Linked DNA regions of Homo sapiens: region 1 is linked to region 2. Evidence: chromatin contacts called from ENCODE Hi-C or POLR2A ChIA-PET data. All regions are on one chromosome and are shown on one strand. The core of a region is the stretch at or near the end of the contact, and the rest is flanking DNA. Distances in the headings are between cores, read along the strand shown. Region 1 overlaps TBC1D22A (TBC1 domain family member 22A). Region 2 overlaps TBC1D22A (TBC1 domain family member 22A).

Evidence for each region. A loop is a pair of places that touch in the nucleus more often than their neighbours do. ChIA-PET counts read pairs that join two places held with the same protein, here RNA polymerase II (POLR2A).
Region 1: a loop to region 2 is called in a map of heart left ventricle, with 3 times the contacts of the local background. The contact joins two enhancer-like sites. A Hi-C loop is called at or near these places in 1 of 168 maps with a recorded cell type or tissue (heart left ventricle). POLR2A ChIA-PET finds 5 or more read pairs at or near these places in 1 of 52 experiments (MCF 10A).

What each region holds. Positions count from the first base shown.
Region 1 is chr22:47,099,771-47,107,356 of GRCh38, reverse strand. All of the region lies in intron 11 of TBC1D22A (TBC1 domain family member 22A), which reads right to left. Among named protein-coding and RNA genes, the nearest start is that of TBC1D22A-AS1, 190 kb to the right of the region's middle. Within about 2 kb of position 4,581, at least 2 of the 41 ENCODE cell types and tissues checked have a DNase peak (open chromatin) inside an H3K27ac peak, as active enhancers do.
Region 2 is chr22:47,039,602-47,047,079 of GRCh38, reverse strand. The region is part of intron 11 of TBC1D22A (TBC1 domain family member 22A); the gene reads right to left. Among named protein-coding and RNA genes, the nearest start is that of TBC1D22A-AS1, 130 kb to the right of the region's middle. RefSeq lists enhancers at 291-806, 1,324-1,839. Within about 2 kb of position 2,704, at least 2 of the 41 ENCODE cell types and tissues checked have a DNase peak (open chromatin) inside an H3K27ac peak, as active enhancers do.

The DNA of each region.
Region 1 (7,586 bases), core at 3,332-5,831, 58 kb before region 2:
TTCTAACCAAAGATCTTGGTCCCTGCTGGCTGTGACTCCTGATACATTCAGGTTAATTCACATGCTCTCATTTCGAGGTTTCCAACTGTTCTACTTTTTCTAGCATTTGTCTTTCTGGCCTACATGTGGACTAATCTACTTCCCTCTACATTCTAATGCCCTAACCCCAATGAATCTGGAAGTTAATGAATTGTTTCTATTATTTTAATAGCCCCTCTACAAATTTTAACATGTATATTTAACTTAATGATCTAAAATGAATTGTTATCTTTATCCTCCTCCCAAACAGTACAAAAAATTAAGAATATTTTAATTCTAGTCATACCAGCACCACACACTGACCTAATCTTCCCTAGCTATGTACTCATGGTTTCCAGAATTTCAGTTCCATTGTGACTTTTGTTTTTTGTTTTGTTGTGTTTTTTGAGATGGAGTCTCGCTCTGTCGCCAGACTGGAGTGCAGGGGCATGATCTCGGCTCACTGAAACCTCCTCCCAGGTTGTAGAGACGAGGTTTCAACATGTTGGCCAGGATGGTCTCGATCTCTTAACCCTGTGATCCACCCACCTCAGCCTCCGAAAGTTATAAATGGAGATCTTCTTCTTGTTCTTTCATATATGTTTGTTTAGAGTTATTCATGACTTTACCCTTTTTTTTTCCTCATTATTTCTTCTTGCACCTAGACCTTTCTTTGGAAATTATTATCCTTCTTTAAATTCAACCTTTAGAAGCTCCTTTAATGAGAGGGTTTTAGGGTCTTTTGGTTGTAAACCCTCTCAGAGTTCATTTGTCTAAAAATGTCTTTATTCTCATTCTTGAAAGATAGTTTGCTGGATATATTGTTCTAAGTTGGTTATTATTTTAAAAGATGATACTCTATCATCTTCTAGCCTCCGCTATTGAATGCTATCAATCTATTTGTCATTCCTTCATAAGCAATCTAACTTTCCTCTCTGGCTGCTTGTGAATAACTTCTTTGTCTTGGATGTTTTGCGGTTTCCTTGTGATATTTATTCTGCTAGAGATATTGGTCTTTCTGAATCTGGGGAATAAGTAGTTTTCATCAGTTTTGGAAATGGTCATCCATTATCTCCTATCAAACATCCATTTGCACCCATTCTCTTTATTTTCTCACAACTCAGATCATATAGAGTTGGGGTCTTTTCATTCTATCCTCCATTTCCTTTAGCCTCTCTTTTTATATCTTCCATCTCTTTGTCTTTCTGGGACAAGTACTTTCCTCAAATATCTCTTCTAGTTCATTAATAATCTCTTCAACTTTGTCACAATTTGTTTCACTTATCTATTACATTTGAACCTTGGTTATTTCTTCAATTCTGCCTTGTAAATTGATAGTTACTCCTCCTTCTTCCATTCAATACCTTTCTTTGTATTATTTAAAATGTATAAGCTTATTTTTATAGCATGTCGCAGATAATTCTAAAATCTCTGTAGATCTCTTTCTGCAGTCTGTTTTCACTGCTGATTCTTGCCCCCAGTGGCTTGCTTCCTTGTACTTCAGTGACTTCTCCTGTCATTATGCTCCTTAGAATGTATATCTATTGGAATTCTTTGAGGCTTTTCTTTGGGGAGTGGGGGGGTGGGAAACCTATATTTGCTTCTCTAGAGCCTGAGGGCCTTGTTATCCCAGACTACATTAAACCAAATTTTTAGCTTGCAATTTTTTTAGGTCAAATAAGTAACATGAACGGGGGCTCCCCCAATCCATGTGAATGTAGGATTGTAGTTGGAAATTCTGAGGAAGGGGAGGGTTCTTTCTTTCTCCTTTAACCTGGCCAAGGCTAAGAAAGACAAACACAAACAACTGTTCAGTCCCTGAACAAAACAGTCCCCAGGTTTTGACTCCTGCCAGTGGCTCATTAAAATCAACTGGCAGATACCCCTGGGTAAAGACCAGCTTTGATGTTGCTCCCCTAACTCTCTAGATTTGTATTTTCTCGAGATTTCTGGTCTCTGATAGTCTCACCTTTGTGGTTATGTTTCTTAAAAGCACACCAGCATTATTTGGTGTATTCATACCAAAAACAGGAGGGTCTTTCGGACACCACATTCACCACACCACCGGAAAGAGGAGGCTCTGCCCTATTATTTTTTTTTTAAATCCACTCATTTCAAGAATCTTAAATATGTTGCTACTGTGGCTTTGTAGTATAGGTTTGATGAGCTAGGTTTTTTTTTTATGATATTATTGACGAAAAGAATCAAACTCTGTAAAATATTTAAAGAGATTTATTCTGAGCCAAATATGAGTGACCATGGCCGATGATACAGCCCTCAGGAGGTCCTGAGAGCATGTGCCCAAGGGGGTCAGGGTGCAGCTTGATTTTGTACATTTTAGGGAGTCATGAGACATCAATCAAATACATTTAAGAAATACACTGGTTTGGTCCAGAAAGGGGGGACAAGTGAAAGGTGGCAGCAGCAACGGTCGGGGGGTTGTTCCCAGGCGATAGGTGAATTTATACATGTTCTAGTTGACAACTGGTTGAGTTTGTCTAAAGATCTGGGATAATAGAAAGGAAATGTCCAGGTTAAGATAAAAGACTGTGGAGACCAAGGTTCTTTTGAAGTCTTATAGTGGCTGCTCTTAGAGACAATAGAGAGAAATGTTTCCTATTGAATCTTTTTTTTTTTTTTTTTTGAGACAGAGTCTTTCTCTGTCGCCCAGGCTGGAGTGCAATGGTGTGATCTCAGTTCACTGCAACCTCTGCCTCCTGGGTTCAAGCGATTCTCCTGCCTCAGCCTCTGGGGTAGCTGGGATTACAGGCATGTGCCATCATGCCCAGCTAATTTTTGTATTTTCAGTAGAGATGGGGTTTCGCCATGTTGGTCAGGCTGGTCTTAAACTCCTGACCTCAGGTGATCCACTTGCCTTGCCCTCCCAAAGTGCTGGGATTACAAGTGTGGGCCACCATGCCTGGCCATCTATTGAATCTTTAAAAGGTGCTGGACTCTTAATCTCTTTAGGATTGGGAGGGCCTGGAAGAAAAAAATCTAGCTATGTTAATAGAGATTCTTTTTTGTTTTTGAGACAGAGTCTCACTCTGTCACCCAGGCTGGAGTGCAGTTGCATGATCTCGGCTGACTGCAACCTCCCTGCCTCCTGCATTCAAGCAATTCTCCTGCCTCAGCCTCCCAAGTAGCTGGGACTACAGGCACACACCACCACACCTAGCTAATTTTTTATATTTTTAGCAGAGACAGGGTTGCACCATATTGGCCAGGCTGGTCTCAAACTCCTGACCTCATGATCCGCCTGCCTCTGCCTCCCAAAGTGCTGAGATTACAGGCGTGAGCCACCGTGCCCAGCCAAGATTCTTTACAGACGCAAATTTTCCCCCACAAAGGACAGCTTTGCCATTTCCAAATATGGCAAAAAAAACACGTTTTGGGGTAAAATATTTTGAATTTCTTCTTTGTCATATAATGTTATCCCAAAGTCAGGCTGGAAAGTAAGTCATGATATATACGGTTAATTAAAACCCATCTGATGAGAATTTATGTATGGTTTGTAGGGCCTGACTCTCCAGACCCGTTAAACAGGAATTTGGGCAAGATAAAAAAAAATCAGAGCTTAGTCCTCAATACCCATTAAAACATATACAGCCATTAAAATGTTACATGTTTGTGTTGGAATTAAAATTGACCAAATATTTCAACTGAGTTTAAATGCCACTGCGACTCCTATATCCCATTCTCTGGGCACGTCAGCCCTCTCTGCACTGTAACTAGGATGCCCTTTCTAATTCAGCGGGCTCCTATCATGTCACCATTTTATTTTTAAATACCCACTGCCTTCAGGATCAAGTAGAAATGAGGCAGAGCAGACCGGACATCCGGTCCCTACCCACCCTGCATCTGGTATTCCAACCCTTTGCAGCCTTGGCTGTCTTAGGCATTCTGCTGCCCCACGAGGGAATGCTCCTGGGTTTGTTCCCCTAGATAAACCCATTCATTCTTCAGGATCTTCCCCCTTTCTCCCAGGCAGTGGGCTGTCTCCACCCCTTCTTCCCAGGAGCCCTGGCCATGTCTCCGCGGCACATGCCACACTGTCATGGTCCAGTGTGTCCCCTGTGTCAGCTTTCCCTCTGTGACCCCTTCTTCATTCTAATCCCAGCCCCAAGACTAAGAGTAGGAATGGAAACCGAACGAAATTACACACACACCCCCAAATCCACCACCTTGGGTTACCAGGAGCCTGGGGAAAGGGACAGGCTGGGTGCATGGAAGCTCGGCACTGAGAATGTACCTAGAGCAACGTACCTCTTTCTGGGGTGAGGGTGAGGGTTTGGGAGAGGGGGGAAGAAATGTGTGTCTTTCCTTTTAAATACCTTAGGTGACCTGAACAAACAAAAACCTTCAGGTATGTGAGGCCCTGAGGGAACCAGCCCTGAGTAGCACGTGATTGGTAATTAGCATTGCAAATACTGAGAAGGAAAGGTCTCCAGGAGTACTCTGGGAAGTTCCAGAATGATGGGTTCTCCAAGGAATCCTGTTTACACTCTGAATTTGCTTAACAGCCTTTTATTTAACCAGGGAGTGCAAAGGTCAGCCCCCAGCCAGCCCTCCTACCCAATCCTACTCTGAATTAGTAAGGCTGGACTGTAAATTCTGCCGCTCACAAGATGTCTCCAACCAGGGAGCAGAACTTAGGAGAGGGCATGCTTTCCCAGAAACACAGCACTGGGGGAAAACAGAGCTTTACGGCATCACTTAAGTGGATTATTTGTCTTGGATGACTTGGTAAATTATCTTAAAACTAATTTAATAAATAAAAAACTCATATCATCTATGGAAAATGGGCTTCTGCTTTAATGAGGCATAATCCAGACAATAAATATCACCCAGCACTCAGTGGGAAAACAGGGAGGCGTGAGCAGTGGCCACAGGCCAGCCCTGGGCACCTGGCCTTGGCCAGAGCCCACTCAGGACCGGGGGCTCCATCCCCTTCAGTGAGAGGCACACGCCTGGGGTGGGTCAAGCAGGAGGAGGCTGTGGCGTGGAGAAGCCCCCGGGGCTGTGGGATGAGCACTGGCTGACTCACAGGGAGGTGCGTAGCGCAAGGCCACTTCTGGCATCCCCCACCTCCATGCCACCAGGCCTGTCCTGAAAATCAAGATCTCCCCGTTCTCCAGGCTCCGGGCTACTTTGGGGAGGTAAAGGAAGGCGCCAGAGACTGAGAAAGGATCCTCAGCGATGAACCTTCAGCAGATACTCAGGACTGTTCTGCAGCAACGGCAAGTGGGGGTTGGGGGACGGAAACGGTTTCCTCCCCCTACCCTGAAACAAAGGTCTTGAGCTGGTCACCTGCGAAACCGTAAGCTCTCCCTTCTTCTCCCAGCAGAAAGCCAAAAAGACTAGATGAGGAAATACCATCATTGTGTGGAATATTCTGGATTGGGAGTGGAGTGCTCAGCTACCCTGCACCAGGTAAATTCTGGACGTCACTGGAGCAAGGGCAGCTGTCTGCCATGTGCCATGTGCAATGGGTACGATGTAGTGGGCGGATCCTAACAGTCAGAGGCTCCCCATCTCCCGTCAAGGAAGATGAAGCCCCCAGTTCCCCTCAAGGCATATGAGGCCCCATCCACCTAACTCGGTGCCCCCACTGTCCTGTGACCCCTTCACATTGGCCTCCAGTGCTGGGCCTGTTCCTGCTGGCGCCGGTCTGTTACAGCCCTAGCACTTGAGAAAAACCCCAACACACAATCAAACCCTGGAACCCACTGGCCTTGGAAACCAAGCATGTCCCGTCTGAGTACCGAGGATGCTGGGGAAACTGCTCCTTTCCTCCTGGGGCCTTGGCCGCCTCGCCCCACAGGCATGGCTGAGGCAGCTGGTCGCTGCATTGGGAAACTCCCACAGGTCTCGGACCCGGCCAAGGTCTAGAGAGACGGAGAAGCTGGAAGGACATACCTAGCCCGACCAGGGCAGTGACAGGCTCTAGAGGCCGGCCCAGCATCCAGCACTCCTGGTGAAACAATGCCCCAAGCCTGTCCCTGCTTCTTCTCTGGTTTGGGGGGCAGGGGGACACTTCCAGTCTTCCTCACACTGCCAGTCTGCAGAGGAAACACTCAGGTGTCATTTAACGAGCGAGTCAGGAATATTTTAGGATTCCCTCGAATGATGAATATGGTTCTGATTAATACAACAAAAGAACACTTTGACAATTTTTATTTCAGATCACTTCAATATTCCCCTCTCTTAATCGCTAATGAAAGAAACAGCAGCTTTGACTGATGACTCAACAATAAGTCTGCTGGGGCCACACTGAAGCACAATACCCAAGGGCTCCCGGGAGTGCCATGCAAATCGGGCACGTTTCCACACTTTGCAATGGAAGAGAAATATGGTTCTTTTAAGCAGATCCTGGCAAGCTCACAGAAGCCCAAAGCTCATTCAGCCGAGGCTCTAACTGCCTAACCAGAGACCAAGCGATCCCTCTGAGGCGAGCTGTTGGTAGACAGGACTCTGCTTTGAAGACGGCAGCCTACTGCGGGAAGGGGAGGAGGGGCCCACCTCACCCCTTGTATGAGTCCGTTTTCACGTGGCTGATAAAGACATACCTGAGACTGGGCAATTTACAAAAGAAAGAGGTTTAATCGGATTTACAGTTCCACATGGCTGGGGAGCCCTTACAATCATGGCGGAAGGAAAAGAGGAGCAAGTCACGTCTTACGTGGATGGTGGCAGGCCAAAAAAGGAGAGAGCGTGTGCAGAGGAGCACCTCTTTTTAAAACCATCGGATCTCAGGAGACTTATTCACCATCATGAGAACAGCATGGGAAAGACCTGCCCCCATGATTCTATTACCTCCCACAACATGTGGGAGTTCAAGATGAGATTTGGGTGGGGACACAGCCAAACCATATCACCCGTCCCCCGAGGCCTCACCCCTGTGCCCCAGGGCTTCATCCCTGCTCTCCAGGCCTTGCCCCTGCACCCCACAGCCTTACTCCTGTGCTCTCAGGCCTTACCCCTACTCTCCAGGCTTACCCCTGTGCCCAAAGGCCTCATTCCTATTCCCCATGCCTCACCCCTGCACTCCACAGCCTCACTCTTGTGCCCTGAGGCCTCACCCTTGCACTCCACAGCCTCATTCCTGTGCCCTGACACCTCACCCCTGTGCCCTGACGCCTCACCCCTGCATGGCACTGTGTGAAGTACTAAGAACAAGCCAGGACCGGCCTGCAGCTGCAGGGATGGGCCAGGCAGCACCCTGGAAGCCACCCAGCTGGGTTTCAGCCCCCTAGAGTTTTCATTGCAAACACTGCCTTTGACCTGCAATCTTGGCTCTGTCTGTCAGCATCTACCCACTCTCAGGCCTGCAGCCCAGTCCACACAGCCCCAGGCCGCCCCACCTCGTTTCTCTGGTGCTCGAGGCCCTCACTGTTTGGGGCCCGTGTCAAACACCAGGGCTGGAAGGGCTCTGAAGGTCAGCACGTTGCACCTCTCTCTATAGACGAGAAAACAGTGGAGAGCTGGAGTGGCTGTGTGAGGCACCCTGGAGGGTGGTGTGGAACACAGAATGGGCCATGTGAGACCTGGCAGAGCCACCCTGATGT
Region 2 (7,478 bases), core at 1,455-3,954:
CTCCTCTGGGGCTTCGTCCCACAACAGGCCTAAAGCAGTTAGACAAGTTGCTTAAGGTCACACTGCAGATAAAATATTAATGAATACATCATCTGAAAGCTTACCAAAAATGCCCCAAAGAAAGTACACTCTTTGTGGCCTGGAGTGGGGCAGACCCGCCAGCCTTTCTTACACTCCTGGGGAACAAGCTCCCAGGCTGCCTGCACAGGCCCTGCACCTGGCATACTGCTGTTCCCGCAGCCTTGGTCTGGCATCTGGGGGGATCCAGGGCTCTGGGATAGAGGGGTCCCTGGAGATGATCAACTCAGATGTCAACGGCTCTCTGGCTCCTCTTCAGTTAAAACCTGGACAAGTGCGGGGAGGAGGCTTCAGGGGGCCCAGGCGCCATCACAGCAGCAGCTCTGGCAGAAAGGTATGTTTCGTGTTCAGCCCTATTCTTTCTACCCACAGATCCCAGTCCCACAAAGACCAAGTCCAATGCCCATGCCAGGGCCCAGCTCTCAAATGTGAGTGGCACTGTGTCCCTGGCTTCTCTCCCGTGGCCACACCTTCACAGGGCCAGGTGTGAGCAACCCTCCCCAGCTGGCCTCTACCACACCCTCACTCAAAGGGTGTCCCTGGGCGCTCCCCCAGCACAAATCCCAACCAGTCGCTAAGGGAGGTTCAGGGACTCTGGGGCCCAAAGCATTCCTAGACTGCCAGGGACCCACAGGCCCGTGGCTCTCCTCTAGGGAAGCGACAGGACCTACAGATGCCCCCACGAGGGCAAAGCAGCACATCTCAGAGGGAAGCCTGCACAGTGGGGTGCAGGGACCACTCCACTACCGAGCCGTGACCTGTCAGAAACAGTCCACCGTCCCACTCGGGGGCCCTCCCGGCATCCTGTAAGGTACTTGGACTTGGACACCCTCCTTGTGGGGCAAGGCCTTTGTACCCACACACACAGACACCCACAGGTAGACCACACCTCACATCACCCAGAGGCCCAGGGAGCATCAGCGAGTCCATATGAGGGACCCTGGACCTGTCTCCCCATCACCAGGGCCCACAGCCGGGAACCTCCTTGGCCTAGGTCTTCTCACCTCCACCCAGGGCCATCCCCACTAAGACCTGCTGCTTTCTTCACTAGCCTCCAAAAATCGGATGCTGGGGGTGCTGTGGGGGTGCAGTGCCAGGTGTGGGGAGGACGTGGAGACAAGGCTGCAGCCACCTGAAGGAGCATGGACTCTGGGACCAAAACCAAGCCCCACACCAATCCGTACAGCAGCAGCTTCCTGGGTGAACAGCAGTAACTGGTCCACTCACAGGTTGCTGTGGTTGGAGATCACAGCAGGTACCCCACAGGGTGGGCGGTTTCTTTTTTATTGACTGTTCTGGTTCAAGGCCTAGCACACAGTAGGGCCTCAGTAAGGGACTAGTGAGCAAGAAATGAACACAATGGGAGAAAAGAGTCATCAAAACGCTAACCCGCTAACAACACTGCCCGTTCTGCTGCATGTTTTTACTATTAAAAAAGAACTCTTTAATCTCTCCTTAAGAAATGTCATTACCATTCAATTCAAACTCTGGAGGTGGCTAAGGACTCTTGTCTACTTTGGAGCAAGTACAAGGAAATTTATTCAGACTGGTCACCCACTATCGATTACAACAGTGCCGCCTGACACCTCTGCATGACCGCTTCCGGGAGGGAGCTGGACGTCTGCAGAGTGAGGAGGCCCAGGTTGACTTCTCAGAGAGAAGTCGCATTAATGGGACTTCCAAACCGCGGAGGAGCGCAGCCGTGACCGTGGCTCTGCATCACGTTTTCCCGCAGAGTCCGAGGGACAGTGAACACACAGCCGCGTGTGCAGCCAGGTGCCACGCAGCCACAGTTCACAATCCTCACCACGTAACTTTTCAGAAAGAACAAAGGTCTTATCTATCATAAATGTACGAGTCAGCGCCCAAAACATTATACAAATCACTTTTCTTGCTCCAAGCACAACTCTGCATTTTGTCCACAAAGAGGAGAGACCGCCCCATGTGAAGGGCCATGGAGGCTGACAGGGGTCCCGAGCGCCCACTTGGAGAGTCATTCTTTCCTGGAGGCGCCCAGACCAGACCTCAGGGCCTTCACACGCCTGCCCAAAGGTGCTGGAGCACGCCAGGCCTGCAGGGGGAAGAAACCATCTCCTGTAGAGTTCTCGAGCCCCAATAAAAAGCAACATGATTGATACATGAAGAAAGCAAGCTTAAAGTCGCTAAGGACTTTCCAGACATGTCTTTAAATACAGCATTAAATCCCCAGGACACTGACTTCACTGTCACTCCGAAGGAATAGATACACCCCTCTTCCAGCTCCTCCCTGCAAAGTAGCAGCAGTGAGCCACGTCCTGCTGAATAGTCTCATTTTGAAATCCCTCCCCAGCTGACAGTGATCTATGCCTACTTCCTGTGGGCGGGCAGGCATGGAAAGCTTACGACCTCAAATCTTAATGGGCTCATGAGAAAGTACAATGTACGGAGACCAGCTTCTTCAGCTTCATTAGGTTAACCCGATCATCAGTTTCACTGCACCTGACCCACAGAATCCATGCTGTGGCACCTGGGACATTCAGGAGAGCCCCAAGGGCTGTCGCCTGGCACACGAGGCAGAGCACCCAGCAGGTGCGGTACTTGGAGCACGCTGTCCACCCTCACCCAGGCTTGGCAAGGGCAAGTGGAGACCCGAGGCAGCCTTTCAAAGGAGCTGGGACAGCAGGTCCAAAGGACTCCTGGGGAAAGGCAGGGCTGAGGACACCCAGATGGTGGAGGAAGTGAGTGGCCAGCCAGTAATCGTTTACATCCAGCATAAATCTCTAGCAAAAGGGGCCAGAGGGAGGCTCTCAGGATAGCACGGCACCGGACAGAGGCACAGAGCAGAAGGGTGCAGGGAAGGGCAGGGCCTGAGACAGACACAGCAATCGGCCCCCTACTCTGCCCTGATGGAATGTGGGTGGGCCAAATGCCAGGCAGCACGGCCTCAGCGATGCCCTTCCACCCCAGTGCCCAGCTGCCTGGGCTGCTATGAGGACCCATGGTAAAAGGCGGAGCCCTGCCCTGCTCAGACAGGCTCCTCCCCAGCACCTGCCCCGCTCAGACAGGCTCCTCCCCAGCACCTGCCCCAGATAAAATGCAATGTCTGAGCAAGGCACACAGAGCCTCCCACATGGCCCCACCTGAGTCTGGCAGCCTCGGACCTGCCCTGGCATCCAAATACTCTGGTGCAGCCACACTCAACTGCACCTCACATAGAGCACACTGCGCCCCCCTGCCCTCAGAGCCTTGGAATGCTCTTCCTTGGTGCAACCCACCTCTCACTCATTTCCTGGACACCTGCTCTATGCCCTATGGGAGGACCCTCTTTGCACCCTTCCACCCTCCTGTTCAGCTGCAACTCAGCCCCCAGACCCTGCTCACATGTCTCCCCAGGAAGCCTCCTCCTCCCCTGGAAAGATGAACACACCCCATCTTCCCTACGTCCTCAGCACACCTGGGCACCTGTATCGCACTCTTGCTGACTGCTGGCCACCAGCTGGGCTGCGAAATTGCAGGTGGCAGGGGCTGCTGCCTTAGATAGGGCCCTCACTCGCTCAGTCCCCACAACAGCTTTTCCTGACCATGCTATGTCTCTCACCTGGAGCACTGCAGGTGTGCTGAGCCTCTCCAGCAAGCCCGGGGACAGCCGCATCCTGGCCCTGACCTCGTGCCCGTCGCCCCGGCCCACCTGCTGCTCCCCACACCCTTCGCCTGCTCTGTCCTGGCCCAGGCACTCCAAGCCAGAATCCTCCTACTAGAACCTGGGGCCCCATCATGCAGCACAGATCTCAATTCAGGACCCCCTGCCATGGACACCCTGCCTGAGGGCCGGCTCTTGTGGCCTCCCACCACATGGCCTCATCACCTGAAAGGTGCCTGAGAGATGCTGCTGGTTTGCTGTCAGGATCCCTCTCTGAGAAAAGAGCCCTCGACAGCAGGCCCACCTTTCCCGTTGCTATGCCTGAGGGCTGAGAACAGGGCCCAACCCGGAGCAGGCGCTGATAACTGCACGTGGGCTGAGTGATTCGGGGCCCAAGGTGCCCAGGATCAAGCTCTGTCCTGAGAGATATCAGGGACATCTGCAAAGTGCAGGCCCCACCTCCAGCGACCTTCTGACGCACCCTCCCCAGGGATGGCGAGGCTTGCACTGGCCATGCTGAAGAAAATAAAATGAAGACATTTCACCTAAGATACTGAACAAGGATCAGGTGCCATGATGATGCACCAGCGGCAGCAGAACAGGCTGCTTCTTGATCAAAGCTACCTCTGGGAGATGTGCCTCAAGGCCCGCAGGGGTCTGTGTGGCCCCTCTCAGCAGTGGACAGATGGGGGTCCCATCAGGCAGTTGGCATTCAACATGCTTGGAGGCTCTGGCCCTGACCTCTGCCCCATGCCCCTGGCTGGCACGACTGGTGTCCTGGAATGTGGGGCTGTATCTCAGAAATGGCACTGCCAGACTGCCAGACCCACAGGGTGCAGGAGGAACACAATCAGATAGCTCCTCCCGCATGGAAATCAGAAGGCTGTGATGCTGAGTCCCAATGTCCCCGCATCATCTTCATTCTCATTCATTCATATTCTCTCTCTCTCTCCTCTCTCTTCCTCTCTCTCTCTCTCTCTCATACAGGCTGGCAAGGTAGCAATTCCACAGACCGGGAGCCATGGCGCCCCCACTGCCACAGCGCACTGATGGGGGCTCTGGCCAGGACAGAGATGTGGACTGGCAGTGGCAGCCCTGGCTCCCGGTCTCTGCTCCAGCCATGCACAGCCTGGTAACTGAGAGACTGGAACCCCATTCGCACGGTGCCTCAACAGGGCCCTGGAGCCCAAAGTGCCTCATGGGGGGGGCAGAAATAGAAGCCACTGTGACACAGTATGAAAGGGAAGTGGCCCTGGGCAAGGTGCTTATGCTCCTAGACTCCCAGTTCCATCTTCTATAAAAACTCTCAGAGAACAATGACTGCCTGGCAACAAAGCCCAGAATGTGAACAGCACACAGTGGACAAAACACCGGTGATAAGGGCTGGGGAGACAATCTTGCCTGATGCCTGCTCTGTGCTTGGTGCAGGGCCAGGCACTTGCTATAGGTTAGGGCGGGCAAGCAAACCACAGCTCGCTGGTGCCTCGGTAGGCAAGTCTCACAGGGACACGGCCACGCCCGCTGTCCACGTCTGTGGCTGCTTCTGTGCTTCAACAGCAGAGAAGTTGTGAAAAAGTCCATATGGCCCACAAGCCTGAAAATATTTACTATCTAGCCCTTTACAGAAAACGTCTGCCAATCCTCACTCGAAAAACCTTCCTCAGTCCTAGCAGCAGCCTCTCGAGGCAAGGATCGGAAACTCGGCTCGCCCAGGGATGCACAGCTAAGCACAGAACTAGGGCAGAAACGCCCTCCATCCGAGCCCAGGACGCCGCAGAGAACATGGACCCACCAGGGCTTCCGTGAAATACTCAAATAAACCTTTTCCTTAAAGGACCCAGATCTGTTTGGTGACCAGTAGGCAATCTAGAGCCTCCATGTATAGAAGTGTCCTGGCCACAGATTCTCACACTCCAGTCCCTCCGCAGCACCTGCCCTTGGGTGTGAAGTGGGAGGACGCGCCCTCAGCAGGAGTCCACCCTGAGTGCGGTGTGAGGCGGCTCTGACCCTCGGGAGAGGAAGCAAATGGTAGAGGAATGACCAGATCCGAAGCCCAGGGAGACAAGCACCATCTTTCATCCCCTGCAATTTACAGCCAGCCCTGCGTGAGGAGCGCGGGCAGTGATGATTAAAGATACACTTTGGGATATGGGTGGTAGAAGTGCAATGATTAACATTCAAGTGGCCTCTTGGATATCACTAGAAAGGAATTTAATAAAGGCCTTAAGCCAAATGAAGTCATCTTGCAATACTCACCTGCCAAAAATAAATGTTCCCTTTCCTTAGAAAAAAAGCATCAAGTCACTAGGGGATAGGAAACGTAAAGTGTGGAGATGTTCGCCCGTTTACCAGCGAGTCCCCCGCCACCTGCACAGGATGTGTGTGAGGAGCCATTCTAAAGCAGCGTAAGTAACCGTTTCAGGTGTACCCGCAGCCCTGAAGGCAGCCGAGGATCTCAAACGAGAGGTGGCCTTCACCAAACTGGAAATGGAACCTCCCAGGCCCAGGAGGCCGGCTTGGCTGCTGCTCACTCACCATACTCAGAGCCCTGAATGTTCCCCAAGAGGAAGAAGTCACCGGGATTTAGAGAAAAGAACCTGGCTTTGAATGTCCTGTCAGAACCTGTTGTTCTTTTTCATTCCACGGCCTACCCCAGCTGCTCCTCTGCTGCTGAGTCACGTCCCGCACGGGGTAACCTCCCACAGGGCCCCCCATCAAGTCAGCCGCCGCCCTGCATCCTCACCTCCCCAGCAGCCTCATGCACCCAGGGATCGCCCACTGTGGGATCACCCTCCCCAGGTTCCACCCACCCCCCATCCGAGCTTCCCTCTCCCCATCAGAGCCACACTTCTCAGACTTACCGATGCCCTCTGACCCCACTTGCTCGACGACCCCCTCATCCTGGCTGAATTCACCCCCATGCACCTGCTCTCAGCCATTGATGACCACTGCTGACGCAGGGTTTGGATCTGTGTCCCCACCAAATCTCATGTCTAATTGTAATCCCCAATGTTGGAGGTGGTGATGAGATCAGGAGGTCAGACTCTCCCGAGTGGTTTACCACCACCCTTCTCCACGCCGTTCTCATGCTAGTGAGTGAGCTCTCCTGAGATCGGGTTGTTTAAAAGTCTGGGCACCGGCCAGGCGTGGTGGCTCACACCTGTAATCCCAGCACTTTGGGAGGCCGAGGCAGGTGGATCACAAGGTCAGGAGATCGAGACCATCCTGGCTAACACGGTGAAACCTCATCTCTACTAAAAATACAAAAAAATTAGCCGGGCGTGGTGGCGGGCACCTGTAGTCCCAGCTACTCAAGAGGCTGAGGCAGGAGAATGGCATGAACCTGGGAGGCGGAGCTTGCAGTGGGCCGAGATCGCACCACTGCACTCCAGCCTGGACAACAGAGTGAGACTCTGTCTCAAAAAAAAAAAAAAAAAAAAAAAAAAAGGCTGTGGCACCTCCCCGACGCCTTGCTCCTGCTCCAGCCATGGAAGACACGCCTGCTTCCTCTTCACCTTCTGCCATGATTGCAAGTTTCCTGAGGCCTCCTCAGAAGCCGAGCAGATGCCAGCACTATACCTTCCGTACAGCCTCTTTGGAACCATGTGCCAATTAAACCTCTTTTCTTTACAAATGACCCAGGCCCAGGTATTTCTTTTTTTTTTTTTTTTTTTTTTTCCTGAAATGCACGCATCCATGAGGGAGCACGCGACCCCTGGGGGAGCAGGGCCATTCTCTTCCATCTGGGCTATCTCTGCATCATTGGCTCCTCTTCCAAGCC